Regions from separate parts of the Homo sapiens genome. Here region 2 is linked to region 1. The links are chromatin loops, found by intact Hi-C in ENCODE. Cell type or tissue: lower leg skin. All regions are shown on one strand. Links, peaks and the distances in the headings refer to the core of each region. The heading gives the core; the rest is flanking DNA.

What was found. Hi-C counts contacts between places; a loop is a spot of excess contacts. Peaks named below come from ENCODE experiments on the same cell type or tissue, not always from the same donor. Only the 100,000 strongest peaks of a DNase experiment are listed, where the experiment ranks them.
Region 2: a loop joins it to region 1, with 2.9 times the contacts of the local background. A loop is called at or near these places in 3 of 110 quality-filtered maps.

Annotation. Positions count from the first base shown.
Region 1 is chr20:19,216,784-19,233,135 of GRCh38, reverse strand. All of the region lies in intron 1 of SLC24A3 (solute carrier family 24 member 3), which reads right to left. It overlaps LOC124904879 (a long non-coding RNA gene), which reads right to left and starts at 9,893. Exons shown (of 2, transcript XR_007067552.1): 1 at 6,140-9,893. In lower leg skin, for the core only: no CTCF peak of the experiment used is centred there; no DNase peak of the experiment used is centred there; H3K4me3 peaks cover 200 bases.
Region 2 is chr20:19,347,950-19,364,301 of GRCh38, reverse strand. The region is part of intron 2 of SLC24A3 (solute carrier family 24 member 3); the gene reads right to left. Among named protein-coding and RNA genes, the nearest start is that of SLC24A3-AS1, 72 kb to the right of the region's middle. In lower leg skin, for the core only: no CTCF peak of the experiment used is centred there; no DNase peak of the experiment used is centred there.

The DNA.
Region 1 (16,352 bases), core at 5,017-10,016:
TTGCTTTGTTATCAGAGGAACAGTCAGTATGTAGAAAAACCGAAGCAACTGTCAAGAAGAGAAGATAAGAAAAACAAGATATCTGTTTAAAAAGTAAAGGTCATGATGTGACGCAGTTAAAGGAGATAATTTAGTCTGATACTAATAACGCTCTTGGGGGTTGATTCAGTTTCCAAGTCGATTCATTTTCCAAATTGGTAGCTCCTCCTTTGCCATCATTGTCCCGTTCATACTACGCTTTTGCCTACACTTGTCATAGAGGTTCTGGGCATTTCTGATGAGGAATGAGTTTCCATAGAAGAAGCACAAGCTGACGTTGAAGAGGCAAGGTGAGGACACCTGATGCCAGGTGAGAATTCCCTCTAAATAGATTTAGACAAAAATTATAAAAGCATGCAACAAGCCTAAAGGCAGATAGCTTAGCCAACAGAGTTCTCTATCAATATGCAAAAGCTCTCTAACTCCAGAGTCCTCGTCAGTGGCTTTCCCAGCTAGTGCAGGCTACTGGACTACTACGGTGATGCCTGGAGAGCTAACATGATTGACAGCAGACTCATGCACAAAGGTGTTCAGTTAACAGTATTCAAATATCTCAAATAAACTATAATATTTTAAATAACCAACAATAAATAAGTATGACCTATACAGTCAACAGAATGCCAACCAGACTGAGATAATTATTAAAAAATTCAGTGACCTTTATTTCAAATATGTTGTCACAAAAGTGCAACATGAAACATTCTATTTAAAAGTCAAAAATACAACATACAACATTGCATTTATTTTGTGATAACCATCTCTCTTATTTTATTCATAAAAATATTCATAAAATAAAGAGAGCTGATCATCACAAAATAAATAGAATGTCACATGTTGCATGTTTGATCCTTAAATGGAAATATTTACTACCTACATGAATAATATTTACACATATGACCAAACACTGAACACTGAAAATAAATATTTTGATTGTCAAGGGTAGATAATTTTAACTCAATTTCTTCTATTTCTATTATTACTTATATAATCTACAGTATTCCACCACAAGATAAAAGTTAGCTTCCATTTAGTTGGTACAATGTCACCTGGGAAAAAAATTAATCATCCAATAAATACTTTAGCCTCTCCTCCACATGAGGCACTGGGCATACAGCCATGAATGCACCAAACCAAGTTTCTGCTCTTAGGGAGCTGACATTCTAGCTAGGGGAGGGTGACAACAATAAAATGAGCTAATAAATATATAATCAAGTGATAACATGTTACATGTTAATGTAAATTTCCATGTGGTGGGTGTGCACACACAGCCAATCACTCCAGGACTTCCTGTTCCTGCTCTGCAGAGAGTTAGACCATGGCCAATATTCGATACACTGGGTGCGTGCGTTTCCTATTGCTGCTGTAATAAATTACCACAAACTTACTGGCTTTCAACAGCCCCATACAGTTCTGGAAGTCAGAATCCTACAGAAGTCTTGCTGGGCTAAATTTAATGTGTCAGCAGGACTGCATTCCTACTGGAAGCTCTTGGGAAGAATCTGCAGCCTTGCCTTGTCCAGCTCCTGGAGGCACCCCCCATTCCTTGGCTCACGGCCTCTTCCATCTTCAAGCCAGTAATGACATCATTCTGACCTCGGCTTCTGTTGGCACATCACCTTCTCTGGCTGACTCTCCTGCCTCCCTGTTTTACAAGAACCATGTGATTGCACGGAGCCCACCCTGATAATCCAGGATCATCTCACTATTCCAAGGTCAGCTAACTTGCAACCTGAATTCCATCAGCAACTTGAACTCCTCCTTGCCACGTAACATAACAAACCCACAGATTTCAAGGATTCGGACGTAAACATCTTCGGGAGCACTATTCTGCAAACCACACTGGGGTAGCTCCTTGTCTAACTTCCTGGCAGAAATATCCAGAAATGTCTTTCTTCAGAGATGTTTGGCATGGGGAAAATAGTGTAAGAGTGTTTTCACAGAAAGTATAAGTTCAAAACTGCCCTGTCTACCTGTTTTTTACCTTGGGAAAGTTACTTTAATTTAAATGAGGATAATAATACCTAATCCATGGTTCTGCAGAGATAATTACGTGGGGTAAACCATAGAAACAGGTGTAAGCCTAAAAAATACTAAGACAGAGTAGTTAATATCGGATAGCTTTAGTTGTTCCCAAATCCCAATTTCTTTTTCTTTGTAACAAACTAAAAATTTCAAGCTAAAATCTGAACAGGCATTCTGGGATGCATGGTCATTAGCCTAGCATTAGGACCCAATGACCCTTCAATGGGTCATTCCCACTGAAGGAAATACAGAGATGCATAAAAGAAGCTGAGTGTGGATGAATGCCTAACACACAAGAAGGGATTGTGACATGCGGACTGTGGAAGGGCACATGGGTCCCCAGGTGTGAATCCCATCTCAGAAACATGAGGCATTTGTTGCTGAAAGGAACTGTTGTAAAGGGCACCCCCCCCATCAATATGTCTTTCTATACCCATCCATTCCCCCCCATCAATATGTCTTTCTATACCCATCCATTCAGAGACCCCAGTTCCCGGAAATGCAACTCAACTAGGCAAAGAAGCAAAAGGAGGGTGGTATGGAGCCTTCTGGAGATTAATAGAAAAGAGGTGCGATGGAAAGAGCCACAGGAGGGATCAAACCAGGGTGGCAGATTTTCACACACTGTCTCTAGATATAAGAACTAGGAAGAACTATCACTGATCAAAATTATAATGAATAAGGTTCCACCTCAGTATTCTAACTACAAGGTAGAAGGAGCAGGAGATCCCCTCTCAGGCAAGCTGAGTCACCCTAGAAAAGTCAACATCAACACTGGAAGGTTGGCCAGGGACCATGCACAACAACCACCCCTTCAGCATAAGCGATGCTCACAGTAACCTGACAATTGTGACCAGGTGAGAGTGGTGAGGGCGCTGAAGGGACAGGAGGGTCTGTTCACAGGCACACCCCCGGCCTGGACCTTCTCTTTCAAGGTTGATAACTCAAGACAATTTTGAAAATTCTCTGCAACATCTGAAGTAAAACACTATTCTTCTAAAAAAAAAAAAAATCTATTATGGGAAGAAGATGTAAATTTTGGAATCCATTTTTTTTAATCTCAATATCAAATAAACATAGGATATATGAAAGAAAAATCACTAAATGGAAAAGGCTAAGATTACAAGGGGAGTCAGCTAAGATGGAGATGACAAGACATAAAATGGTTAAAAAACCAGAAATGCAAACACAAAACATAAATGGGAATAAGAGGCAGCAGACAGCAGACCCAATAGTGCTGAAAATCAAATTACCAAGGGGAAAAAAACATAGGCTCTTACAGAATGAAGAGGAAAAGACAAAAAGATGAAGACACAGCCAAATAACTATCCAAATTACAAACAGTTCATGTTCCAAGGGAAACAACCAAAACCAACAAGAAGCCACAATTAAAGGTCATATTCTCCAGGCAAAACGAAATAAAATTAGAACTTGGTATATATACATATATATATATACACACACACACTCCAACAACTTAGAAGTTAAAATTCAGTCTCTCAAATAATTAATTGCAGAAAAAATAAAAACTATAATTACAAGACTATTTGAAAAGTACCAATAATGACTGCATGACATTTCAAAACTTATAGTTTGAGTCTAAAGCTACACTAAACATCAAATGCATTATAAAGCAAGAAATAATAAAAAGGAAATAAAGCATTTCATTCAAGATATTTGAAAATAAACACAGGAATTAAGAGGAGATTTTGAATAAATATTAAAGCTTTACTGACTCAGGGAAAAGGGAAAAGAGAAAAATTAATGAAGAAATACAAGATACAAATTTTCACAAATTGATAAAATACACCAAATACAGTCAGATTTTATCAATGAAAAAAATAAACATATACGTTAGTACTGAGAAAAGTTTATATGATCTCAATTACAGAACAAATTAAAACAAAAAAAGTACTTCATAATTTTGTTCATTTCTAAAATATTAATGAAATTAACACTTCTCTAGGAAAACATAAATTACCCACACAGAAAAGTATCAATGAAAGAAATTAAAGTTTGTTCAAAATTATCTTCATAGAAGACTGTAAGGCAGGCAGCACTATAAGTGCTTTTGTCAAATTTTCAATATACAAATAATTTCCATGCTTCATAAAATATTCCAGAACATAGAGGAACATAGAAATTATCAATTCATTTGTAAAGTTAGTGTGATCCTGACACCAAAACCTGGCAAAGGAGCTATATGTCTATTTCTTTCATAAATATATAGGCAAAAATTTCATAGAAAATGCAAATAAATAAAATCCAGCATCATATTAAAAATATATGTCATGCCTTTGTAAGATTCACTTTCAGAAGTGCTTTAGTAAGGATATTTTTTTCTATATATATTGTTATATTAAACACTTTAATAAGTGTTAATAAGGCATTTGATCACATTCAACATCCATGGCTAATTTTTTTTTTTTTGAGACGGAGTCTAGCTCTGTCACCCAGGCTGGAGTGCAGTGGCGTGATCTCAGCTCACTGCAAGCTCCGCCTCCTGGGTTCACGCCATTTTCCTGCCTCAGTCTCCCGAGTAGCTGAGACTACAGGCGCCCACCACCACGCCCACGCCCGGCTAATTTTTTGTATTTTTAGTAGAGACAAGGTTTCACAGTGTTAGCCAGGATGGTCTTGATCTCCTGACCTCGTGATCCGCCCACCTCAGCCTCCGAAAGTGCTGGGATTACAGGCGTGAGCCACCGCGCCCGGCCCTGATTTTTTTCTAATATAGAAAACCACAAATGAAAGGAAACTTCCACAGCATAATGAAAAGTAACCAGTGTCACTAATAGCCAAGGGGATCCATACCCCAATGGACAGCACATAGTCTTCCAACAGTAAAAAAACTCCTCAGCTACAGAATGAACCTAAAGATATTGATTCATAGAATAAGTTTATTTTCAGTATTGTATAATTTCACATTTTTAAGAATAAAATATAAAGAAGCAATATTTTAAAAGACTATTAAGGGATGAAACAAGAGCAACAACAAATAATAAATACCAGAGTAACCTTCACCAGTAAATGTAAGGAAGAAATAGAGAAATAATCATGAATCTTGACAAATTTTTTAAAAGCCTTTATCAAATGAAGAAACACACTATGAACAAAAAGAATCAACATTATAAAATGCCATTTTTCCATAAATTATTTATAGATTTATCAAAACCTAGAAGGATTTGGAGAAAATGTAAAGGATTATAAATTCATCTGGAAAGATAAATGAGTGATAACAATAAATAAATAGTTTTTTCAAAAAACAGGAAAGGTGTCTTGACCTACCAGATAATTAACATGCTAATAAGTTACAATTAATTAATGAGTAAATATAACAAAATAAATATCATAAAATATTTGCCTCTGGTACATAAGAGAATAGGCATGGAATAAAGGTGATACCACAAATGTGGAGGTAGAGGAAACAGTAGTCAATAAACAATTCTGGAATTAACTATTAAATATGTTAATCTGTTTAAATTAAATTTTAATCTTATGCTAAAATAAATTCCAAATGAAGTAAAGAGTTAAATTTTTTAAAAAGTAAACCATACAAATGGTGAATAAATACGTTGACTAAGAGCCTGAATCTAAGAATAGGCGGATGAAAAAATAAAGGGAAAGAGATACGGCGTGGGCCAGATGTCATGAGAATCCTCTATGCCAAAAAAAAAAAAGAATGAACAAGACTTTTGAAATACGGCAAAGTAAAACAAAATATATAAAAGCTCTTACAAAACATTAAGAAAAAACACTATTAACTCATTAGAAGAAAATGAAGACTGGATATGAGCAAACCCTTCTCACAAGAAAATAAATATAAAAGTTCAACAAACGTGTAAAACGTTGAACCTGCTCGGTAAAGAAGGAAGGCAAACTAAACCAACGGGACACCATCTTTCTACAATCAAATTGAATTAAAAATATATAAAAATAATTCAGGCAACAGAACATCGAATTGAGCTCTCTCAAACACTGCTGTTGGGATTTCAAATTTGTTCCAATTCCTGGAAAGTTACATGATAGTACGTGTGAGCCTTTACGATGGGCATGCCTTTTGATGCTGAAATACCACCTTTAGAAATCCAACCTAAAGAAACCGGCAGAGATTGTCAAAGACTTCTGACAAGAACAGTCATCAAAGTGAAGGCATGGAAAATCTCAAAATATGGATCTCAAATGGAACCCTGAATAAATAAGTTATGACATAATCAAAGGATACGATGTAATAGTTAAGACCACAGGATGTGGAATCAGACTGCCTGGATTCAAATTCTACTTGACCACATAGAAACTTTGTGACCTTGAGCAAGTTATTTAAACTGTTTGTCTTATTTTTCTTCGCATGTAAATTGGAGATAATAATGGTATCTACTCTATAGAGTTATTGTGGAGATTAAAGGAGTCAGTACAAGTAAAGCACTTAGAACAGTCCTCGGCCACACTAAATGCCCAATAAACATTACATGCTGTAACATGAAGAAAAATACTGTGATTATTATTACTATTAAGCAGACATTAAAACTAGTTTTTAAGATTAATTCCATGGAGGGATGCCCATGATAAGTTAAAAAGCATGACCCACCAATTGTACATAGTTTCTTCCAGAAACTGTGAGGAAGCATCTCCTAAATCATTTTATGGTGCCAGTATTACCCTGGTAGCAAAACCAGACAGTGATAGTACCAAATGAAGAAAATTACAGGTCCGTATCTTGTGTGATCCTAGACACAAAAGCCCTCAACCGAATATGATCAATCAAATCCAGGAAATACAAAATGAAAAACACACCATGATCAAGTGGGTCTTATACAGGGTATGCAAGGCTGATTCCGTATTTGAAAATCAATCCATGCAATCCACCATATTAACTGTCTAAAGAATTAAAACCACCTCAGCATATCAATTGATACATGAAAAACATCTGATAAACCAATATCCACCCTTGATAAAAACTCTCAGAAAACTAAGGCGAAAAAGGAAATTACTCAATTTGATAAAGGCAATCTATGAAAAACCTACAGCAAATAGCATACTTAACAGGGAAGGACTAAACGTTTTCCCCCTAATATCAGGGACACAAGACAAGGATGTCCATTCAAACTCAATATTGTACTAAAAGTCTTAGCCACTGTAATAAGTCAAGAAAAAGGAATTACAAACCCTGGATCTGAGTGTTTTTAGCAACTCTGTTCATAAATTAACAAAACTAAAAACAACTCAAATGTTCTTCAACATTAAATGGACAGACAAACTATTGTACATCTGTATAGTGGAATACTACTCAGCCATAAAAAGGAATGAACTACTGATGTGCAAAACAACTTAGATGAAGCTGAGAAGCATTGTACTGAGTGAAAAAAGCCTGTTTCAAAAGATTATAAACTATAGAACTCCATCTATGACGTTCTCAAAAAGACAAAACTATAGTAACAGAAAACACATCAGGGTTCAGAGATGGAAGAAGGGTATGAATATAAAGGGGTAGCTTGAGGGGGGTTTTTGGGGTGATATATTGTTCTGCACCCTGTCAAGTTTAGGGGTTTTTTATTTTAAAAGCAGGATCTAAAACATTATATGTAGTATGATATCAATTTAACATATGTAAGGGAAGAAATATTCCACAATGCTTGGAAAATACCGGAATTGACCTGTTCTCATGCCCAGATTTACTTAAAGTAGGTACAATGACTTTCTTCCTGCACATGGCCCAACAAACACCTGTGATTTCAAACAACCAAACTGTGGAATGCCATTCAAGAGGTCCTTCATATCACGTTTACAAAGCCTGGGTTCTTAAGGTCCTAGGAATATTTTATTTCTTTGGAAGTATCTTCAAATCACAACCCAGAATTCCAACAAGAAGGATGAAAAAAGTTGAAAACTCGTAAGCTCAAAGACCCCTAACAAAATGAATTAATGGCCACTCATTTTCAAAACGGTCAATCATCCTAATGGTTATATGAGGTTACAACCCAGGTAGAAGGTGGTGAACCAACAATGCAAACTCTCTTCTAAAGCAACCTAGGAGCATTCCAACAGCCAGTGTTTCTGATTAAACAAATCTCTTTTTTGTCACAAGAAGTGGCTCACCCTGAAAATTCCTAATTTTTCCCATGTACTAACTACACTAAATGCCAAAAAATTCCCAGAAAGATTCCAGCATTTCAGAAGAATTTCAGAATTTGAAAAAATTTTACCAAGAGTTAATTTGCATTAAATATTTTTATAACCTTAACTTTCTGGCATTTTTTAAAGAATTTACTAAGCAAAGAATCAGAAAGCCTGGGTTCCAGCCCCAATTCCAATTTCCTTTGACATTAGTTTCCTCAAAAGTAAAACAGGATGTTAAGATTCAATGGTCCCCAAGAGTTTCTCCATCTCTGATACTCTAGGAAACAGATAATGGTGAAAGTAATATTGCAAGGGCCATGGCTAAGCTGCTTGAATGAACAAACTACTCAAATAAGCTATTTTCATGGAGCATTCATTCAGAAATATTGTGCAAATGACAGAAAAAAAATCATTATCAAAGAAATTGTTAACAAGCCATGCATGGCCTTTATCCAGCACGTAGTTCAGGTTACCATACCTGACAGTAATAAAAGTGCATCCATGGAGAAAACCCTTCATGGTTCAATTTTACTAATGTAGACTGACCTGCCCCAAATTGCAAGAAATCCTTTGTGTAGAGTGCAAAATTATTGGGGGTAGAATTTCCTTAATTCTTGACGTTATACTTTTTAATTGACTTTTTTGGGAATAGGTGACATAAATTACTGGACTACTCCTTTTGTACTAAAAGACACATGGGTGTGCAGCATAAGGGATCCTTGTGGTGTTGGATCTGTACAGTATCTTGAATGTGATAATGAATACACAAACCTACACAGGTGATAAAACTGTGTGTAACTCAATACTCTCACACACACACACACACACACACACACTCACACACTCACACCACATGGGTACAGTAGTCCTCATTTATCCTCAGTTTCACTTTCTGCTGTTTCAGTTACCTGCAGTCGACCATAGTCCAAAAATATTAAATGGAAAAACCCAGAAGTAAGCAATACCTAAGTTCTAAATTGCCACTATTCTGAGTAATGTGATAAAATCTCAAGTTGTCATGCTCTGTCCCGCCTGGGACATAAATCATCCCTTTGTCCAGCTGATCCATTCTGCAGTCACTTAGTCACTCAGTAGCCAGCTCGGTTATCAGATCGACTGTCATGGTGTGGCAGTGCCTGGGTTCAAGGTGAACAGTAGCCTAACGCTATGTCACAGGCCTACGTCATGCACCTGACTTCATCTCCTTACGTAGGCCCTGTATCATCTCACATCATCACCAGAAGGGTGAGCACAGTACAAGAAGATATTTTGAGAGAGAAGGAGCGACCACATTCTCATAACCTTTCTTAGAGTATATTACGATTGTTCTATTTTATTGTTAGTTATTGTTAATCTCTTACTGTGCCTAATTTCTAAATTAAACTTTATCATGGTTATATAGGTATAGGAAAAAACACAGTGTATGTAGCATTCAGTACTATCCATGGTTTCGGGCATTCACTGGGAGGTCTTGAAACATATCCTCCATGGATACTGAGGGACTACCATACAAATAACACTGGAAAAATCTGAATAAAGTTCGTGGATTGTATCAATGTTATTACCCTGGTTATGATATTATACTATAGTTTTGCAAAATGTAAAGGAAATGGGAAAATGTGTAAGAGATGTCTCTGTATTACTTCTCCCCCACCGCACCACCCCGAGACAGAGCTTGGCTCTTGTTGCCCAGGCTGGAGTGCAATGGTGCAATCTCAGCTCACTGCAACCTCCACATCCTGGGTTCAAATGATTCTCCTGCTTCAGCCTCCTGAGTAGCTGGGATTACAGGCATGCGCCACTTCACCCAGTTAATTTTGTATTTTTAGTAGAGACAGGGTTTCACCAGGTTGGACAGGCTGATCTCGAACTCCTGACCTCAGATGATCCGCCCACCTCGGCCTCCCAAAGTGCTGGGATTACAGGCATGAGCCACTGTGCCTGGCCCTCTGTATTACTTCTTATGACTGTGTGTGAATCTGAAATTCTCTAAAAAATTTTTCAATTAAAAAAAGGGGTATGGGGAAGATTAAGCCTTCTCTTTACTTCTGACCATTAGTTCTACCAGGAGGCAGTAGCTCTTACCAGATTCATGTGTACAGTAGTTAAAAGGGAAGGAAAGAAGGAAGGAAGGAAGGAACGAAGGAAGGAAGGAAGGAAGGAAGGAAGGAAGGGAGGGAGGGGAAGGGGAGGAGGGAAGGAAGAAGGAGGGAGGGAGGGAAGGAAGGAAGGAAGGAAGGATTAAATAATTTGGGATGGTCCTGCTATATATCTAAATAAATTATTTAGTGCTTCCTTACTCACAGTTGTGAGGGCTGAATATATCTTGAGTCTAGGGGAGTGTTTCTGTTGAAAAAACCTTCCCCATTCCCAGATTCCTCTCCTATCGGATTCTCAGAAGTAACTAGGTCTTTTCCCTCAAGACAGGATGCTGAGTGATCTTTCTCTGGGAAAACTGACCACCCCCTGACAGAGATCTAAAACTTGAGATATGAAGCATTGCCCAATAAAATAGCCCAGTTAGATAGCATAACAGAGATACAATCAACAAGACCCTCCTTTGCACAATTTCCAGTCATCTTTTCCACAGCACCACCTAAATATAAGTAGTTGCCAAAGATCCCCTGACATCTGAAGAAAGCATGTATAATATGAAAAACAAGACAAAACAAAGGAACAACAGCAACTTGAAAAAAGAGTCCATATGGGGAAAAGAAAACCTCAATACTACTACGAATCTACTTAGGGATATGGGAGATGATATTGTACCACTGAAGCGGAACAGGATGCTACTAAAAATAGCTTCCACAGGAAGAAGAGCTCTTGGAAATTAAAAATATGACAGCAGAAATTAAACACTCAGTATAAGAGTTGGAAGACATGGTTAAAAAAAATCTATAGAAATTAGAGCAAAAGGATGAGAGAAATTGGAGAGAAGAGATAAGAAAATTAGAAGGTCAATCCAGGAAGTCAAACACCCAAATAATAGACAATCCAGAAAGAGAAAAGGGAGTACTTAGGATGGAGAATATTATAAAAGGGAAGTTTCCAGACCTAAAGAAGACAAGCTTCCAGTTTAAGAGAACCTGGTGAAAGATCCAAGAAAATGAATGAAAACAGACCCACGCCAGTCATATAATTGTGACGTGATTGAAGATTAGGAAAAAATAGACCATTAGGAGCAAAGCAAAGAATAGACATGCTCTTGGGGTGAGGCGGGGGGTGGATACAGGCTTCGAAAATGATTAACCAAGACAGCAGCAGATTTCTCAGAGGCAACAATGGAAGCTAGAAGACATTCAAGCAATGCCTTCAGAATTCCAAGGCAAATGAGTTTCAACCTAAATTCTTGACCCAGTCTAACTATCTTCTAAGTGTAGAGGTAGAAGGAATATATTTTAAAGCACATACAGTCTTGAATCTTTACTTTCCACACTCCCTATTGTAGGAGGCACCTGGAGGCTGTGACCCTCAAAAATGTACACTGAAATTTCAGGAATAAGCTAAGAAAGACGCATACCTGGGTTCCAGGGAGCAGGGCTTTCATCCCAAGGGAAAGTTAAAAGAAATATGCAGGATGAAGCTGAAGGGCAATGGGAAGATGACAGCTGGCAGCAGACTTTACAAGTGACCTGTCTAGATCAGAGCAGGCCAGAGGAATCTGGTAAAGACTTCCTCCAAAGAAGACGTGCTGGAATACTTAGTGTCCCTGCACATATTGAGAGGAGATGGAAGAGCCAGGTGTGAGGGCTCGCACCTGTAATCCCAGCAACTCAGGAGGCTGAGGCAGGAGGATTGCTTGAGCCTAGGAGTTTGAGGCTGCAGTGAGCTATGTTCATGCTACTACACTCCAGCCTAGGCAACAGCAAGATCCTGTCTCTAAAAAGAAAAGGAAATCTAGGCAACTGGAGAGAAGTTTAAGTTTAAATTAGTGGTGAAGGCTTAGAAAATGAAGCAGAAAAACACATATATTCACATCCAGGACAGGAAATTTAAGTACAGTGTATTTCGTACCTCAATGACGAACAGCAAAATGTGCTTGTGATAAGGTAAAGAATAACCTTTAACCCTTTGGTTCTTAGCTCTGGCTGCTGAGATACACTGGCACCAACTGTATTACTTTTTTATAAAATCCCAATGCCCAGGCCACAACTGGGAGCATGACAATAGAATTTCTGGGAGGTGGGACTCACATATGAGTAATTATTAAAGTTCCCAAAGTGATTACAATGTGCAGACAAGACTGAGAAGCACGGAGCTAACCATAGATGTAATGTTTACCCTCATGCATACCATTCCAACATCTTTATCTGCAGCCACAAATGCTTATCACCTTGACTTTCAAATGTCAGCTCTATATTCCACCTAGATGCTCTAAAAGTCCAAATCTTCAAAAATAAATGTTTCATGTTCTGTCTTAAACATGGCATTATCGACTTCCTGAGGTCACCAATCCCTTATCCCACCCCTTTTGTTCTATTGTCAAGGTCCTAATCAAGAAACCTGCTCCTTTCTCTGTCCTCTGTGGGTTCAATTCCATGGCAGACTGGCTGACTAAAGTGAAAATGACTTTTGCTGAGATCAAACAATGCAGAAATGCAAAGGAGAAAGGAAGAGAAATATTTGTTGCAAATATTCCAAATGTAAAAGTTGCAAATGTGAAAGTCCCTAAATTAGGTCACAGATGAGCTGACTTTATTTGTTCACTCTCTCCTAAAAATAAATCACTATTGACAAGCCAAAAACGATTACTAGATTTCATGATTTAAATAAGTGATGTTTATTGGTTCAGACAGTTCCAGGAATGACACAGGTCTTTCCTTGTTTCCTGGAGCTCCCACCTAAGCAACTAAACATGAAAAGGTCATGACCAACATGCTCCATGGTCCATGGATGGGTCCAGCTAAGATGAGTTTCTACCCAAGTCTCAAATATCTACATATAGCCATTCTAATCCACCCACCTCCCTTTCTACATGTCAATTGCATTAAATGGCCAAGGCTTCATTTGGGGTCTATTCCTATAACCAGGTCCCCTGATGATGGTCCCCCGCAGTGTCTGGAGTGCCATCTGACAACCTCCTCTGAAGTGAACCAGAACAGCTGTGTCTCCAGAATCTGTACAAACCCTTGATGTGAGCCCATGTTTTAATTTACTTTAATCTACCAACCTGATATTGAGAAATGGTATTTCATTATTTTTAATTTGATTTTCATGTTAAAACTGAGATTAAGTTTGTTATTTGTGTCTGTTGGCCATCTGCAATTGTTTTCTTGTAAATTGCCTGTCTGCATCTTTTGCCTATTTTTCTACATTTGCCTTTGTATCCTCCATTCTTCCTCAATCTTATTCCCTTTATTATTCAGGTTCCAGCTTTTCCTGACCACCACAGCCTCCTCCATGCCATGCTGTATTTCTCATCCCGATCTCTCATAATTCATGAAAATTACTTGTTCAGCACCTCTCTTCTCACTCAAGCTTGAGCACCACGAGGATGAACATCACGGTGTCCCTCGAAGACAACGCTGCCACCCTAGCAACTAGCAAAGAGCCTGCCATTTGTTGAATGAACAAATGGGTGAAGGTCCCCGTGTCTTACGCAACTGGGGTCCGGGCAGGAACTCCCTCAAGGGATCCCACTGAGAGAGCTTCATGAAGGAACAGCCTACAAGGGTAAGAGTAGGGCTGGGAAACCAATAAGGGATAGTGTGGGCCGTCCGGGACTAGCAACAGCAAGGAGCATTGCCTCTCCAGGTTGGAAGTGGAACAGGAAGAGAACAGCAGGGGGAATCCTAGGAAACCTGAAGCCCATCACCACTTGGTTCATACAAAACCTTCTTCCATTTGGGTCCTTAATACTTCACATTCTCAAATGCTACAGGATAATCCCATTTGTGAAACCATTGCAAACAATAAATATAAATAATTGCCAAACAAGCTCTATAGAAAAAGAAGGCAAAAATGGACCAGAAAAAAAAAATCCAAATTACCTTCCTGGCAGCATAACCCATTTGCTTTGCAACTTTGGGAACATTTTCTAACCACCCCATACCTCAGTTTCCCCATTATGAAAGTCTGTGTACTATTATTCCTCCAAAAAGTTCTTTCACTCAAGGAAAAGAAACCTCCATACAGAAAAAGAAAATTGCCAAAATTTTGTCCTATCAGCCATCTTCCACCAGGCCTTGGAATTTTCAGCAAATATCTAGTTTTGCAATTCTTTTAGCTTCACCAACCCTCCAGGGTGAAGAAAAAAAAAAAAAGCTTCCCACAAGGATTTGAGGCTTGCAAGTGGAGGAAATCTTTGAGAAAAATCTGGGTTGATGAGAAGCTAAGAAAAGCCAAGAGGAAAGAGACATATCTATATATGTTTATGCAAAAAATAGAAAAGGTTGAAAAGCAATGTGTTTCTAAAATACTGCTTCTATGAAACCAACCTTCTGTTACTCCTTACTCCTCAGTTAACTGAAAAAGGCAGGGTGATTCCCCGTCTTCTATTCATGTCCTCCTCCACAGAGGCTGGAAAACGCAGCAGCATGCAGCCCTGATGTAGGTGGACTTGGGTTCAAATCCCTCCACTTAACAGACACTAGGCACTGCACTCCACCTTTCTTCAGCTCAGTGCTATCCCATGAGAAATGGGTAATGATATCGAATCTGCTGGACTGAGAGCAGAATTCTATTATCAATGGCAAAACCTGCAGTTAGTTTTGCGCCAACCTAATAAATCATGACAATAAAATCCATGTCAGCTGATGGGCTCCTAACACAGGATGACTACTTTTATCACAGGCACTGTAGTTCAGCGATCAAAAGAGCGTCTTTATTTACCAAATACCTTTTATATTTGCCTCTATATTTAAGATATTTATATATCTTCTGAGCTCCTACTATGGGGCCAGTGACTGGGGTACAGAGGTACGGAAAGTTCATAGGGTCCCTGACCTCCTGGACCCTAGAATCTGGGGAAGAGGAGATATCACCCAAATCATGACCAAATAAACACATAATTACCAACTGTGATAAATGCTATGAAGGGAACATATGGTGTATTCAGAGAAATGGAGGGACCCAGTCTATTCAGGAAGATCTCGAGCCAGGTAGTGAGGAATTCACTAGCCATGGTGGACAAAGCAGTCCAGACAGTGGGACCAGCAAGCGCCAGGAATCTGAGATCGGAAGAATCATAGACCTTTTGAGGAGCAGAGGAAAAACCAGAGTGGGGATGCATGGAAATAGAAGAGGGAAACAAAGCTGGAGATTCCAGCAGTCCTCACACTGAGCCATAAGAAGGATTCAACAGCTGTGGTCATTTGCCATAGGAGGAATCGGCAGCCACAAAGGCAAAGACGGGCTCTCAGCTCTGCAATTTAAATTTGCAGTTCAAATACCCACTGCAACCTCCTTTTCAAATACCACTTCTAGACCCCACACCAGCTAAAATAAGCAGCAATATTTTCATGAATGGAAGATATTTCAAAGATAATATATGCATACATACATACGTCTGTGTGTATGTTTGTCTATATATGTTTGTATGTATGCATATGTGGCATTCACCTTAGCCACCTTGGGAAATGTCTACATTCACTACCAAGTTATGATCCCTTCAGATCCTTGGGTTTTTAAAAAGGCAGACACAGCAGTATCTCCCACAGCAGAGGCTCTTATAATGTGACCCTACACTCCTCCACTGAATGACTGCTGGTATCTATGCCCTTCTCCTTCAACGTGGGCTGACATCTAACGCTGCTTTGACTAACAGAAAATAGCGAAAATGACATTCTGTGACTGTGACTTATGAGGCTAGGATATAAACATGCCATCTTTCACCTTGTCCTTTTGGGATATCCGCCCTTGCGACCCAGATGTCATGCTCTCAGGGAGTTCAAAGTGAGCCACATAAAGAGATCGCATGGAGAGGCCACGTGTGGGTGTTCTGGTTGGCAGCCCAGCTCTGAGGGTCCAGTGAAGAGCCACATCGACCCCAGGCATGGGAGAGGTGTTGCTTCAGATGACTCCAGATGCAGCTGTCAAGCCACCCAGCTTTGCAATCTTTCCAGCTGAGGTACCAGATGTAGTGGAGCAGAGACAAGCCAGCCCCATTACCCCCATCCAAATTCCTGACCCAAAGTATCCATAAGCAAAAAAAATTAAGTGGCTGTTTTACACCA
Region 2 (16,352 bases), core at 7,079-12,078, 130 kb before region 1:
GACTGTCCCATCAGACTCAGGGGAGGGGGGCGGCTGGCTGAAGTGGAAGCAGCAGGGGATACAAAAACGTGGGTTCAAGTCCTCCATCTACTTTGGGAGACCCACACGGTTGGTGATCTGCAGGTAACTGAACTTCTCCAAACACCAGATATCTCCTCTTGGAAACGATAAAACCCACCACCCCAGGCTGTGGGACAGCACAGCTCTGTTTCCCATTAGGTTCTGGAAACCAGTTTTTCAGGAGCCCATGTTCCTGCTGGCCAGGGGCAAGGTCATTACTGTATCTGCAGTTCCCACCGAAGATCTGACTGGGCCCTCCCTAAAGACAGCCAATCATCTGACATCAAGCCCACCTGCCTGACCAAGTCTGTCTCCCCACAGACACTCAGCCTCATTGCTTCAGAGAAAATGGCATCTTTGCAATTGGACCCAATGGCCCCTCTCAAGTTGCAAACTGGCCCTCATGTTGTTTTCATTCTGCAGGAACTATTTTTCCTGGCATACGTGTAACATACAAAGAAAAAAATCCTTTGCTTTTTTAAAACATCCAATACAAAATAAGCGATTGTTAAGGCTCCAAACAGTCTGTTGTAGTTCTCTAGCATGCTCTAAAAACAATAAGCCACACGAGGGTGTGTGTTCTTTGGCCACAGCGTCTCTCCCAGGGTTGGTGTGAGTGTATTTTGTTCCTCTCATGGTCTCTCTCTTGCCATAGAGCACCATGAATGGGCATCCCCAGCAGACACATGCTGGGCTCCAGGGCTCTCCCTTTCAGCATTGATAGAGCACTCAAACAGCTGACATGATTTTCCAATGGATATGTGTTTTCTTCTTTTATTCTAAAATAAGGCTGGTGGCCAATTCTGGATAATGAACTTAAGAAGACGGGAAAGTCTTCATTAGAACTTAGATATCTGCATAAAGCTGTCCAATGACCAGGTCTGAGGCAGATTTGATGTCCTGGGAGAATGGTCTGGCAAGTAATACAGCTATTCTTCCTTGTGGTGTGTGGGAACTCCACAGCTTTGGCCAAAAAAGGGGAACAAAAGGGCCCACGGCCCTTCGAAAGGCCATTGTTGCCCTACTGATCCATGCTTGTGCACTCAACCCATGCCCCAATCTTCCTCACCAGTGCTTGCTGTCAGGTGGGAAGTGAGGGGCCTCGGGGGATGGAGTGACGAGCAGCAGGACGTGCAAACATGGAGCATCTCCACCTGGGGAGCTCACAGGCCAGGAAAACACCTGTCAGTTCCTATCCTGTGATTTCAACGTTTTGGCAGTTGTAGCCCTAAGTCAAGCTTTCCCAGCGACACATGGGAAGCCCAAATACTTAACCGTGTTTGAAAACGGCACAGCAAGTTTGCTGAGTGATTTCAGCTACATTTTCATTGTTCAATCATGGATATTAATAATTTTCAACAAAACTTTCTGTGACACCCAAAAGCATAAGGCAACCTTATTTTTGCCCCGAGACCCATGGAGATTCCAGCTCAGTTCATCTTTGTACCCCTTATTCTGTTTGTGTGACTGTCCCATCAGACTCGGGGGTGTAGGGAGCATGGCTGAAGTAGAAACAGCAGGGGACACAGGAGACGTCGGTTCAAGTCCTCCTTCTACTTTGGGAGACCCACATGGTTGGTGGTCTGCAGGTAACTGAAATTCTCCAAACATCGGCTATCTCGTCTGGGAAACGATAAACCAATATTCATTCTCCTCCTTCACAGAAACGTCATGGTGACTGCATCAAAGTAACTGAAGCCGAGAACACCATCTCATTAAGTACCTATGGCCGATCAGGCCCTTTAATCTGCTTTGCCTGAATTATTTATTTCCTATAAGAAGCCTGTGTTTTAGATATTACCATTTCCACTTGTCACGAAAAAGCGCTGAGCTCAAACAAATCAAGAAGTGACTTCACGGTCACACACCCAGCAGGTGGTCACACTAGAGTTCAAACTCAGGCAGCTCTAGCTCAAAAACCCTTTCTCTAAAACTCTGAGGTGATACATGTAAAAATGCCCTGGAAATGATAAAGCCAGGATAAAGGTAAGCTGATGGGATCACCCACTAACTAGAAATGCTAATTAAAATAACATCTCCTGCGTCTATGTTGCCAGAGAATGCGAGATTTCACTTAAGTGGGATTTTCCAAGTATCTAAGGCTTACCCCTAATTAAGAATCCACTTTTTTCTAATGCAGTTATTTTTAATGGAAAATTTCCAGAAGCAATTACATGCATTTTTGCTGTCTTTACTACACATGAACCAGAACTTAAGATTTCTAAAAATAACCCAGCCCATTAATGAGTATCAGGCATGAAAACGAGATACGACTGAGAGGCATTCTCAGAGTCTGTGATGTGGGTAGAGCAACCCCCAAAGGCTGAACTTGTTAGTTTTCCCAGCCTAGATTTTCTTTTGGAATATTTTATTAGGAAAATTTTAAGATATGTATAAAAGTTGAAAAAATGTTACCCAGCACCTAGATTCTATGACAACATTGTAAAATACTTGTTTTTTCACAAATATATTTAACTACCCACCCATCAATCTTTTAAAAAATACATTTCAAAATATATTGCCAACATCAACACACTTTTCCCTGAATACTTCAGCAAGCATATCATATCAATATTTGTTTACAGTATTTTTCTGCTGAGATACAATTCAAAAACATACAATAAAATGTACAAATCTGAAGTGATCTGAATCTAGTTTTGACAAGGAATGCACCTGTGTAACCCAAAGCTCTATCAAAATAAAGAGTATTGCTGTGTCCCAGGAAGTTCCTTGGGGCTTGTCCTAGTCAATCCCACTGTCACTTCCTTAGGATCCTACTTTCTACAGCTTTTCCTTTTCTTCCCTCTGCAGTCAACTGTCTCTTTACAAGTGTCAGAGGTTCTGTTTCTAATCTGTAGCCTCATTTTATCTGCAACTATCTGGATGGGATTGTGAGAGGGATTCTAAAGCCACTATCAGGAAACTGGATGGGTCTCAGGGTGGTCTTTTCCCAACAAAGATCTGGAAGCATCTGAGATATCCAGCAGCCTCATTTCCATATAAATGTAGTGCAGTGCTGATGGATTGTTGCAAAGCTTTAGCAGATATCTTTCCACATGTGAGAGCCAGTGCTGATCTGCAAAAGAACAGAATGTCTACAAGAGTTAAAATTTCTGGCCGGGTGCAGTGGTTCACGCCTGTAATCCCAGCACTTTGGGAGGCCAAGGCAGGTGGATCACGAGGTCAGGAGATCGAGACCATCCTGGCTAACACGGTGAAATCCCGTCTCTACTAAAAATACAAAAAAATTAGCCAGGCATGGTGGCGGGCACCTGTAGTCCCAGCTACTCGGGAGGCTGAGGCAGGAGAACGGCGTGAACCCTGGAGGCAGAGCTTGCAGTGAGCCGAGATTGTGCCACTGCACTCCAGCCTGGCCGACAGAGCGAGACTCCGTCTCAAAAAAAAAAAAAAAATTTCTGCATGCTAGTACTTCAATAGGGTTTTGAGGAATTGGATTGAGAAGAAAGATAATGGCTCACTCAACCTTTTGGAGTTGTGGTGTTGTCACATGTGCTGTGATGTCTAGACATTGCTGAGATGTTGACAATCACATGTTGAGACATCAAAACATTTGCATGTTGTTATGTGTAGACATTCACAGGTTCAGATGTTGTAATATCCACATGTTAAGATACCAAGACATTTACATATTGAAGCTTTGAGGTATCCATAGATTCAGATGCCATAAAATTTCCATGCTGAGACATTTTCATGTTGAGAAGTTGGCATATTATTCACAGGTGGCATCCCCATGTTGAAATGTTGAAGTATTCACATGCTGAAATGTTGACATTCACAGATTCAGCTGTTGATGTGACATCCACATGTTAAGATGTAGGGACATTCTCATGTTGAGATATTGGGTCATTTGCATGTTAAAGTTTTGAGATATTCACAGGCCCAGATGTGGAGGCATTTGAAGATGTGGCTGTTGAGATTTTTGCATGTTGACTTGTACAGACATCGACAGGATCAGTTGACTCACTGACATGTTGAGATGTTAAGACCTTCTCATTCGTGTCTGACTGCAAACATAAGATGGTATCAGCAAAACCCAAGATATAGATACTGATCATTTCTGGGCAATATCTGTCAAATTCTTCTTACACACCTCTTTGCTATTAGCACGGTGTTAGCACTGTTGGAGGTCTCCCCAGTTTCCATTCATGCCTATGGCTTCCTGCATCTTTCTGCCTGAGGATGTTCTCTGGCCCTAGGAGTGTGCTAAGACTTTACATGTGTAGACTGGACTGACAGACCTCAGGAGTGATCCTCAACCAAGGTAGGATGAGATTTGGGGGATAAATACCCCACCTTCCTCACCTATTAGTGCCTCAACACTGAGGGTTCTACACTGTCTCCCAGAGGGTAGTCATCGAAACTGAGCCCAAGCTGTCCTCAGTGGTAACACTCCCTATGGGTGTTTCCTGGGATTACCTCCCAAACAATTTTGGACCCTAACTAAGCCATCCCCAAAGGACCAGTCCTGTCTCCAAACAGTCAGAAAGCAGAGCCAGAACACCCACCCCTGCTAAAAGAGACATATTTTTCTCTGTAGACTGTCGGGTAACCACCTACAATCTGTAAGGGTGGCTGAGGCACCTGGGGCTGGGGACTTGCCCCTTGAGAAGCAGGGGTCACTGGGAGGATAGAAATCTATGGAGGTGCCTCAATCTCTATCAACATCCTTCCCAGATTGAGGACATGCTCATTTTCCCTGACTTTACCCACCTCCCATCACACAGGGACCTGGAAGGGCTGCTTCTCACCCTCTGCACCCAGATGACATGGGTGACGGGTTGGCAGCTCTCTTTTGGGGCAGCCCCCAGTATGGCTCCTCAGTGGGGAGAGAAGGTACTGAAAAGCTACACAGGCCATTCATAGGAAATATTTCCTGGAATCTCTGGGTGGGAATAAATTAAGGATTCTTTTAGGAACAGAGGAATCATAAACATGGGAAATTTGAAAGAACAAGAACTTTTTTTTTAATTGGGGACACAGTTCATCAAGAAAAACACAAATGGCGCAGCTGTCATGGAAAACAGTTTGGCAGTCCCTCAACAAATCAATCATAAAATTACTACATTGCCCCACAGTTCCACTCCTGGGAATATACCTAAAAGAAGTAAATTCAGGTGTTCAAACCAAAACCTGTACACAAATGTTCACAGTAGCACTATTTACTATAGGCATAAGGTGGAAACACCCAAATGTCCACCAATGAATGAATGGATTAACAAAATGTGATATATGCACACAGTGGACTATCATTCAGTTATAAAAGTGAATGAAGTGCTGACACATGCTACAAAATGGATGAACCCTGAAAACATGATACTAAGTGAAATAAGCCAGACACAAAAAGCCATAAATTGTATGATTCCATTTATATGAAATATCCAATCTAGACTAATCCATACAGAAGGAACACAGATTGGTGACTGCCGGGGGCCTGGGAACTGGGGAAGTGGGGAGCGACTGCTAACGGATACAGAATATCCCTTGGGGTGGTAAAAGTTCTGTGATGGTTGTACAGCAACGTGAATGTACTAAATACTACTAAATCGTACACCTTAAAATGAGTAACATAGTACATTTTACATTATGCATACTTTACACCATGTTTTCTTAAAAGGAAGATATAAGTCTGTGAAACTGGACACCTTTGGATTTCTTAAGTATCACTGGACACTTTTTAGGTGCTGGAAGGGGCCTTAAAAATACACTCATCTGTAATCCCATTTGAAAGCTCAAGAAAGATGCAGGGCAGTTAATGACTTGGTCAGGGTTGCAAAAAGTATCAAGAGGGGTCATTTCCTCTGCTAGAGGCTCTAGTCTCCTTTTTCCCAAAATGAGACCAAAGTTTCCATAGTGGAGGTCTATAACAGGCCATCCAGCAAGGAGCCCAGGGCCCAGATGTGGCGCGGGTGGATGTTGAGTCCAATCTTAGACCTCGGGGGCCTGCCCTCCGCAGCTGTCCCTAAGGTCACTCACTCACCTCCTTGCTCATGTATCACCTGCCTCAGCCCAAAGGCACCCCAGGTCATGGCCTGCAATCTGGATTTTTGACAGGAAAATACTAAACAAAACTGTCATGACTGGAATTTTAGGCACTGCAAATAATTAACTATGTGAAAATGAAGACAACCTTGGAGCAGGAGGGAAAACAACCCTGACAACATATAGCTGAGCTGGAGGGCACATCTGCCTTCATTGGACCTACGGTGGTGGTAACTGAACTGAAAAGTGGTAAATGGTAAGTGATGATTAAAAAGCACAGGTTAGCAACAGAGAAGTCGATATCTACAAAAACTCAATATCAAAATCATTAGCATGGCCATTTGGCAAAATTAAGGTTTGAAAGAGCCAACACCCCCTCCCAGTCCAGTGTGCTCTAGCAGGTTCCCTGGGATATCTGCATGGCTTTGCCCATTATCTGAAGGGCAAGGCAGCCCCTTCCCAGCTGGGGTCTCTCACCCAAGAGGCAAGGGCTGGCCATGCCCCAACACAGCAGGAGATACTTAGCGGACAATAACAGGATATGTATGTATCTCCAATTTCAGGACAGTAAGGACTTTTCAATCAAGACCTGACACAAATCAATAAGAAGAAGAAATGGCACACTGACTACATTAAAGTTTAAAACTTCTGTATATAAAAAAACCACCACCAAAAACAGAAAAGACAAGCCATGGACAAAACATAGTAACAAGAAAGAATTAATATCCATAATGCAGCAAGTTCTCTTACAGTTAATAAGAAAAAATAGGCAATGTTGATGAATAATCAATCCACAGAAGAGGCCATCCCTATGCCCAATAGACTTGTGAACAGAAGCTGAATTTGATCCATGAATTTGCTTCCTAGGCTTCCGGAACAAATTACCCCAAACTGTGTCCCTTAAAACAACAGAAATGTAGCCTCTCACAGTTCTGGAGGCCAGAAGTCCAAACCGAAGGTGTCAGCAGAGCCATGCCCCCTCCAGAAGCTCTAAGAAGGAATCTGTTCCTTGCCTGTCTCAGCTTCTGGGGGCTGCCAGCATCCCTTGGCTTGTGACTGCATCACCCCAATCTCTGCCTCCACCTTCATATCTTCTTGTGTGTCTAATCTCCCACTGCCTCTCTCTTACAAGGATGCTTGTGATCACATTTAGGGCCCACCCAGATAATCCAAGATAATCTCTTCATTTCAAGATCCTTAACTGAACCACACCTGCAAAATAATTTACCAAAGCAATATTCACAGGTTCCAGGGATTAGGACCTTCTCTCTTTGGGGGCACAATTTATATTATTATAACCAGTAACCAGGGAAGTCAAATTAAAACCACATTGAAATACCATTTCACATCATCAGACTGCAGGAATTATTATTATTATTATTATTATTAATGCAAAGTCTGAGAATATGAAGTACTGATGACCATGTAGAGCAGTAGGAACTTGCATCCCCTGCTAGTCAAAGTGTAAATCTATCGGAAGAAACATGCTGGAGAACAGTTTGGTAGAACCTGTAGATACCAAGGATGCACATACCTTATTCCCCAGCCATTCCACTGATAGACAAATTCATCCCACCAGGAGACACCCACAAGAATGTTCTGTGGAGTACTGTCATGTGAAGAACTGGAAACAATCCAAATGTCAATCAACAACAAAATAGCTAGCTTACCTGTGGTAGAGCCACACTATAGGACACCATGCAAATTGAGAATAAGTGAACTGGGGTCCCATACAGCGACACAGATAAACCTCACAAAAATAATGTCAAGAGGAAAAAGCACATTGCAGGAGAATACACATAGCACAATCTCATTCACTCAAAGTTTAAAAACATGCAGCTGATACTTGGCATTGTTCATGGGTACATACATTTGTGGAAAAGGCATAAGGATACATACAGGAATCCAAAAGACAATTCTAGTTAGTAGTTGCCCTTGGGAGAAAGGAACAGATTGAAACTGTGTGCAGTGACAAGTCTGCAGGGGATTTCAAAATACATTTGCAAACAGTTTATGTCTTAGGTGAATGATGAGTATATGGATATTCATTATGTTACTCCCTATATGTTTTTGTATCTGAAATGTTTTATCACTTTTTAAAAATAATTTAGGAGGTGGCATATGCTGTTGGCAGGAGTGGTGACAGGTCACTCATCTCAGTGAGAATACCTGGCAGGTGGCAGAGTTTGGTCCTAATTCCAAGGGTTCTTAATTTGGGGTCTATAGACCCCCTAGGTGACTATGGGTAGAATTTAGGGGGTCTCTAAAGTGAATTGAGCAAAATACATATGTTTTTAAATAACTTCTAACCCAAATGTAGCAGTTCCTTCTAATATGAATGTAGGCAGCACACCACACAGTGTTAGCAATTTCCATGACTTTATCATCAACGGCAGTCAGGTATTTTACAGCCCATTACAATGTAGCAGGCATCTCAAAATAGCATTTATGCTCATCAACAATTCAAACTGACAGGAGTTATTAGGCTCACTACCAGATCTTGCCACTAATGTGCGGATAAAGAAGCATATACATTCCTTCACCACCAGGTTGTTTATTCACTATAGGTTGGAAATACCTGCTGTTGTTCTATTTTATGCTATGTTTTTGAAAATAAAATTCTTCACCAAAATGTCATGGAGTTAGAAATCCCTGCACATTCCAGAAGGGCTGGGGATTCTCCAAGGGTCCAGTGGTCAGGTCAGTGGCTAACACCCTGGGGGTCCTACAGCTCCAGGTAGAGGCCAGAGAGAAGAATCAAATCACAATGTAAGGAGGCAAAGGAAGTTGCACTTGTTTATCTTAGCAGATGGAGAATGTTGAGCCCAGGAATTAAGATCACTTATTTTCGAATGTGTCATCCTTCTTATCCTGTCTTCTTTCTGTCTCATTTTTTGGATTTTAATCAGTGGTTATCATGTGAAGTGTTCTGAACCCAGACATAAATTTAACATAAGAACCGAGCTAGTGGATAAAGTCTGCGAGGGGGCCTCCAAACCAAACACAATGAAGGGCATAAAGGCTGAGTCTGTAATGCAGTGATTGGAACCACATGTAGCTTCCTCCCTTCTGATGCCATGTGGAGGACAGGCATGGAGAGCCGGCTGGGTTCCTGACTCAGCCCAGTCTGAGGAGTGGCACACAGTCCTGATAAGTCTGAAAGGGGTCATAAGGAAGCCAAGATGAAACAGAGAACACAATTGCTTTTGTCAGGAAGTAGCCTTCTCTGATGCTAAGAGGCCACCAAGAAGGTGAGTTGGAGTTGGCATTTTTGCCTTACAGGGAAGAGCTTGAAGTTTCTGTACCTTGCTGCTGCCCAAAGGAGGAGAAGTGACTTATCTGAGGGGAGAGGCTGGCAAGAACCTAGCATGCATTGGGAGAATTCCAAACTGTTTTCCAAGGTAGCTGTACCATCGTACATTTCTATCAACCATATATTAGAGCCTGGTTGCTACACATCCTTGAGAAGACTTGGTATTGTCAACTTTTAAACTTAAGCCACTCTAGTGCAGTACTACTGCACTAGTACTACATGATCTCATGTAGTTTTAATCTTCATTTCCTAATGACTAATGATGTTGAACATCATTCTATGAGCTTACTGGGTCATACACACATACACACACACACACACACACACACACACACACACATACACAAATTTTTTATGAAGTCCACCATTTATTGACCATTTGCTATGTGTTGGGCATGCTTCTAGGTGCTTTTTGAAAAATGAATTTTATTGAGGTATAATTTACATAAAATAAACTGCAGCCACTTAAAGTGTACAATTCTGCCATCCCTGGAAGTTTCTTGTCCTCCTCTGTAGGCCAACCCCCTGCACCTGACCCCCATAACATTACTGAGCTGCTTTCTGCTCCTATTGCCTCGTTTGCATTTCCTAGACTCTCATACAACTAGAATCACAAAGCATGTATTCTTTTGTGTCTGGTTCCTTTCATTTGGCATGTTTTTAAATTATTTTTTTCTGTTTTCAAATTACTTATTTCTAATTATTTTTAAACTTAATTTTATTTTTACACTGCAGCTTCAGCTCAAGAATAGTATGATGTCTGTGAGGTCCGTTCATGCGGTTGTGGGTTTCAGGGGTGCATTCTTTGAAACTATTGAGTAGCTTTCCATTGCATGGATGTGCCTCTAACTGTTCATTTACCAGTTGGAGGACATCTGGATTTTTCTAGTTTGGAGCTATTAGAATAAAATTGCTATAAACATTCATGTGAACATCTTTTTGGTAACCATATATTTTCATTTATCTTGGGTAAATACCTAAGGGTGGAATGGCTGGTTCATATGTCTTATAAGAAACTCCAAACTGTTTTCCAAGATAGCTGCACCATCTTACATGTCCATCAACCATATATTAGAGTCCAGAGTCTTCACATCCTTGACAAGACTTGGTATTGTCAGCTTTTAAACTTGAGCAACTCTAGTGCAGTACTATCTCATGGCAATTTTAATTTTCATTTCCCAGTGACTAATGATGTTGAACATCCTTTTATGAGTGTATCAGGTCATGCATTTTTATTAGTCTGGCTAATGTGATAAAGAACTCTGCTCAGGAGAGGTGCTTGCTCTGTCTTCCTCTGCAGCCTCCTTGTGTTCAAGCTTTTAAGATGCAAGCTCTTTATGCACAAGGATCATGTCTTAATAGTTCTTGCATCTCTAGCACAGTTTCTGACACACTGAAGGTACTCAATAAGTCTATTGAAAAAAGATGAGCAAACAGATTCCAGTTAATTCTAGGATGTAATCTGATGACATATTTGTCACCTACTAAAGAGTGTAAAGCAGCAGCTTTCTCTAACTGAATGGCCCAAGACTATTTTTTTTTAAATAGCTATGATTAAACTGTCTCTCCTTTCATATCAAATCTTCAGCTTCCCCCTGCCTGTAGATGACCTACCTTCCAAACTGGTGATTTGAATCTACTGTGGGCTTGTTTGGGGAGCTGACATAGAAGTTTGTTTTGACTTCTAAATTTACAACTGTATAAATACAGTCATGCATCACTTAATGATGAAGACGTGTTCTGAAAAATGCATCTTTTGATGATTTCATGGTTGTCGAACATCATAGAGCATACTTACACAAACCTAGCTAGTATAGCCTACTATACACCTAGGCTATGAGGTATAGCCTATTGCTCCTAGGCTACAAACCTGTATAGCACGACAGTGCACTGAATACTCCAGGCAACTGGAACACCATGGCAAGTATTTTGTGTATCTAAGTGTATCTCAACATAGAAAAGATAATGCATTATGCTATGACATTACAACAGCTGTGATGTCACTCGGTGATAAGGTTTTCTCAGCTCCATTATAATCTTATGGGACCACCATTGCATAAGTGGTCCATCATTGACAAAATGTTGGTACAAGACACATGACAATAAAAGCAAATAGCCCTGAGTGATGACCTTAAAGACTTTAAAAGATGATTGTACAGGAAATTCCTACACAATGTCTCTTCCCCACCAACAGCTGAGACTTCACATGTTGAAACAAGTGTCTCTGGTCCAGGCAGCAATTTAACCTTAAGGTTCAATGCGGACTTGGGCTTTGGGGTGAGAAACCAAGAAAGAGGGATCTGAGTTCAAATTCCAACTCTTCTGCTTACAGTTTAGACCTTAGGAAGTTCCTGAATCCCTGAGGCTCAGAGTCTTCATTTGAAAATCAGGAAAAATAATAACGTGTTTAAGGGCTGTTTCAATAATCAAATGAGGAGATGGGTGTAGAAGCTCTCCACACTGCACCTACTCACAGCAGCCGTTAATAATGTTAGTTTCCTTTGTCGTGAGCCAAGAAGGCTTGGGTAGTTGCTGCCGTTGGTGCTGGCCCAGGTCTCTCTTAGTGGTTGGTACCGCAGTGCCAGCTACTGTGAGTGCAGGGCTAAAGCTGAGACTCTCTGCAGAACTGCCCTTCATCAATAGGGCCCCCTGGATAGGGCCTCATCGAAGGCTGTACCCCCACTCTGCCCTGGGGGCTTTCAATGACCGACCACTTTAAGTACAAATGCTAAGGCCCTTGACTCAAGAAAGGCAACTTTGGGTGTAATTTAAGCCACAGAACTACCCCCTCCCCGCCCCTCCCACCGACAATGGTTCAGGCCAAGGCTGAGCTGCCCTGCTACCCCCTCATCCTCCCTGTGCAGCCCCTCCCCTGCCCTGTCCTGCTTCTCTCCCTCCTTCATCGGTATCCCCTGAGAGCTCTCCCTCAATAAAACACAGGCTCCGGAGTCCTCACCTCAGGCTCTGCTTGTAGGAGCCCCACCTATGACACCCAGGAACTTGAGGGGCACCATTTCCTTCACAATGCATTAATGGCACAAAGGCTAACTTTTTGTTTTGAAGCTGTGCTCTCTAACCACTGGAGTGTGAAAGCATCCCAGATGAAGGCATTTTCTACACATTCTGTGTTTGATCAAACCCATGGAGTCTCTGGATATTACTGTGTTCAGCCTGCTTCAAACTAACCACCTGGTGGAAACTGAGGTGAAGTGCATGAAGCCTTGGGGAGTGTTCAGAAGAGAGCTGACAAAGCCAAACCTCCAGTCCAACTATCGATAAAAGATGCTGACAGATACCCCAGGAAAGGAGTCCTAGGGGAGGCTGGGAGAGGAAAACGTTACTAACCCTGTTGTTGGACACACAAGGGCCCATGGGAAGCTTAATCACTTAACTTAGGTTCCACAGCAAAAATTGGAAAAGCTCTCCAAGTTGACTCGCAGGCCAGGACATAAGGCCAAGAGGGAAGGAGAAGCTGGGGAGGGAGATGGTCACAAAGTCAGAGGGAAGAGCTCTTGTTTCATCACACATTCAGACCTAGAGAAAAGCAGCTAAGCCCACAGGCAGGCGATGATACTGTCTGCTGATGATGTGAAGGTGAAATAGAGAGGAAATAGCAACAACAAGCTTCAGCTTTGCAAAAGTATTTAGGAGTGGGAGATGATCCCCACGTTTGGGTGTATGAGGAAATCCAACAACCTGAAGGGAAAATGAGAACTTCAGACTGCAGCAGTGACAAGGCCAAGGTTCTGGGGAGGACTGAGATAAGGTGTTGACATAGGGAACTGTCTCCTCTCTATCACCCTCCCAAGAGACCCTATGGAGGCCAGCCCTGGGCCTGGACCATTGGCCACCATCAAAAAGACAGCCAAACATCAAAGCATCTAAGGACAGGTAATGTCAATAATGGAGGCTGGGCCATGGGGAAAGCCAGGGCATTAATATGTATAAAGTCTACAGGAGGAGAGAAAAGGTAAGCATCCTATCTGTCCATATTGAGAATTAAACTGCCACTGGGGCCTGGACAGAGGTGAGTGGAACATCCAGCTTGTGGTTCTACTCTTTCTTGGAGTTCTCCAAGATGGATGAGAAACAGCACGGTCTGTACCCAAGACAGACTCACAACCCATGGAACTCAAGAATTTGTCCAAGAACCTCCCTTCTTCTGAAGTAATCATTCAGTCTCCTTCTCCTAACAAAGGACAAATGAAAGGAAAAGAATATCAAGTATCTGCCTACATTGGTCTACCTAATCTAATCATTTCCATTAGATCATAACAGTTTCCTCTCCTATGCTGATACCCATCAATTACCATGGTGCCCTGGAGCTCAAGATTGAGAATGATGCTACAATTGACTATTGATGTCTGGCAGGCGTAGTGGCAAAGAGACAGCAACACATATCTTTTTGTTTAGAATCTTCCAATAGATTCAAAAGCTAAACTGGTAAATGATACCATGTGTATGTGCATTTCAAAAAGAAAATACCTTAATGTTTCCTAAATGCAATAGCACAAAAAGTCATCATAAAAAGAGAGGCAGAAAGAAAAGGAAGGAGAAGAATGAAAAGAAAGAATAGGAGAGTCAGAATTAAGAAAAGTAGGAGCAAACTCAGACAGAAATAAATTTGTAAAAGTAATTTTTCAAGGTAACTTTGATCTCATCTACCAAATTCTATTTTAATAAAGTGCTCTTTTTACCAACTACAGAACAAAATGAAATATCACATAAAAAAGTTATTTCCCATTATTCATATATAAACTCCCTAGCTATGAATTCAGTCCTTATAAATAGCAGAGTGGGTAACTCTCAGTAATCCCTGGCTTAAGGTAGAGCTACTGCAGCCAAGAGCTTCTCTGCACTGTCTTCTCCAGGACTCCTGGAGGCCTCCAACGGTGCCCGTGCTCTCGAGGTTTGCGTCTCACCCTGCTGGGTCCCTGGTTGGACACGCCATTTACAAGGATTAGTCTTGTGACATGAGTGAAACAATAATTTCATCTGAAGCTTAGAAACATATGCCACACAGTGGTAACCTGTGTAGGCAAAACACCAACCAGAGCAAATCAAAGGATGATAAAAACCAAAGCAGCCAGAGAGTTGGAAAGGAAGATTACTTGGGAGTCATTCAATCTGAATTTGGGTTCCTCAGAAGTAGAGCTTAAGACAAAGATACATGTGAGGAGAAAGGGATAGGGAATAAAGGAGCCAACAAAGGAGTCAACAAAGTAATTTATCAAGCCAGTTACTGCTGTGGGCAACTGAAGCTCCATCCTGCTGGGGGCCTCCAGAAAACCACACAGAGCATGCACCTCAGAGCCATCCCATCGAATAGGCAAGGGAACTGGGATATTTACACACTGACTCATCAGTTCTTGGTCAAGGACTTTTCTCAGGGGTCTTCATTCTCCTGGAACTTCTGGTCTGCTTTGAGGGGCAGGTGGTGTGGTCCTCTTAGGGATTGGAGAAGTCTCCCAGAACCCTCAGGCAAAGAGATTCAGGTTCAGGCAATGGGAGGCTCTGATAATACATACTAAGTAGTAACGCCTAAGAGATACGAACTAGGCATGGACAGTGTCTAATACACAACCCAATCCTCCTAGTCTGCAGAAGGGGACACTCAGCTAGTGTGGCTGAATGTTAGTCTAGAGGCACAGAGACAGGAGACTGATGCAAGGAGAGAGGATTGCTTGAGGGAGCGATTCTGTAGTCTCCCAATGTGGAGTCAATGCAAGTATGCTGGCTTGTTCCTATGGAAGTTTAGGAAAGAACTTCTTAGAGAAGAAATTTAGAAATTGTATCTTGGAAAAAGCATCTTACAATTTACCAAGTATGTATTGCTTGGTAATTATGTATTGCTGGGCTAGCCTACACAGAAGAAGGCCTAGAGCACCTGTTCCTAAAGGAACAAGCACTCCAGGAAGAAGCAAGGCTGGGGGATGCAGACAGACAAATTGCATATGAAGCAGGATATGCTGGGTGTCACGTGGAAGGGAAACCTGAAGTATTCAGGTGTTTACCTGAGGGAGAAATTGTCTCTGGTGATATATAAGAAGCAGATACACAATGGAGAAGAGTTTGACCAGGGCAGATGGAGAGTGGATTGTGAAACAGACCTAGCACAGACTGACAAAGCTTACTCAATAAACAGCAAGCAGTCTGTGTGTGCACTCCATGCACTCCTCGGCATATCCTGGAGGATGGAGACTGTAAGGTGACACAGGCGGTCAGGGCCCTGATGAGGCCTTAAGCACCAAGCAGAGGAGTAGCTCTGCCATTTGAGAGGCCAGAGATACAACATGATGTTAGACCTGCTAAAACACAACTCTATTGATCTATCAGGATGTTATTAGGCATTGGGGGCTGGAACTGGGGTGGCAGCAGCACAAATACCAAGGAGGAATGCAAGCAAGAGATAAACAGGGTGGCTAGGGGGAGAGGCCGAATATGCTTTAGATGCTCTGACCAACAGAACTTTCTGTGATGATGGAAATGCCCTATACGTGGACTGTCTGATTCAGCAACAGTTCACTGCCTGTTAACAACCGACAATGGACCTCCAGCTATGACTGTGTTTGCCACATGTGGGAGAATCTATCGGAGGTGCTAAAATGAGAGTACAGAACCTTCCAATCATCTGAGAATTCTCAGTTCTCCTTGAAGAAAGCAAATCATCCTCCTGGGGCCTATCTGAAGTGTGAAACGCCTTTTGCCAGCCCATAAAGAATTGTTCAGAGTGCCACAGTGTGAAACCGAAACCCCACATCAGGGAGCCCTTGGCTTCTAGCAGAACCCGAACAGACATCCTCGGGGAGCAAGGTCAATTGCCACCTTGTTGTGACCTGCTTGGGGAACTGCCTGTCATCGGCTGGCAGCCCAGCCACAGATCACTAGCCAAAAATGGCACAACTGTTGACCGAATCAGAGAGAAACATTCAGGTCAGCACCAGGAAAGGTTTCGAAGCAGGGCGAGGCACAGAGCTCC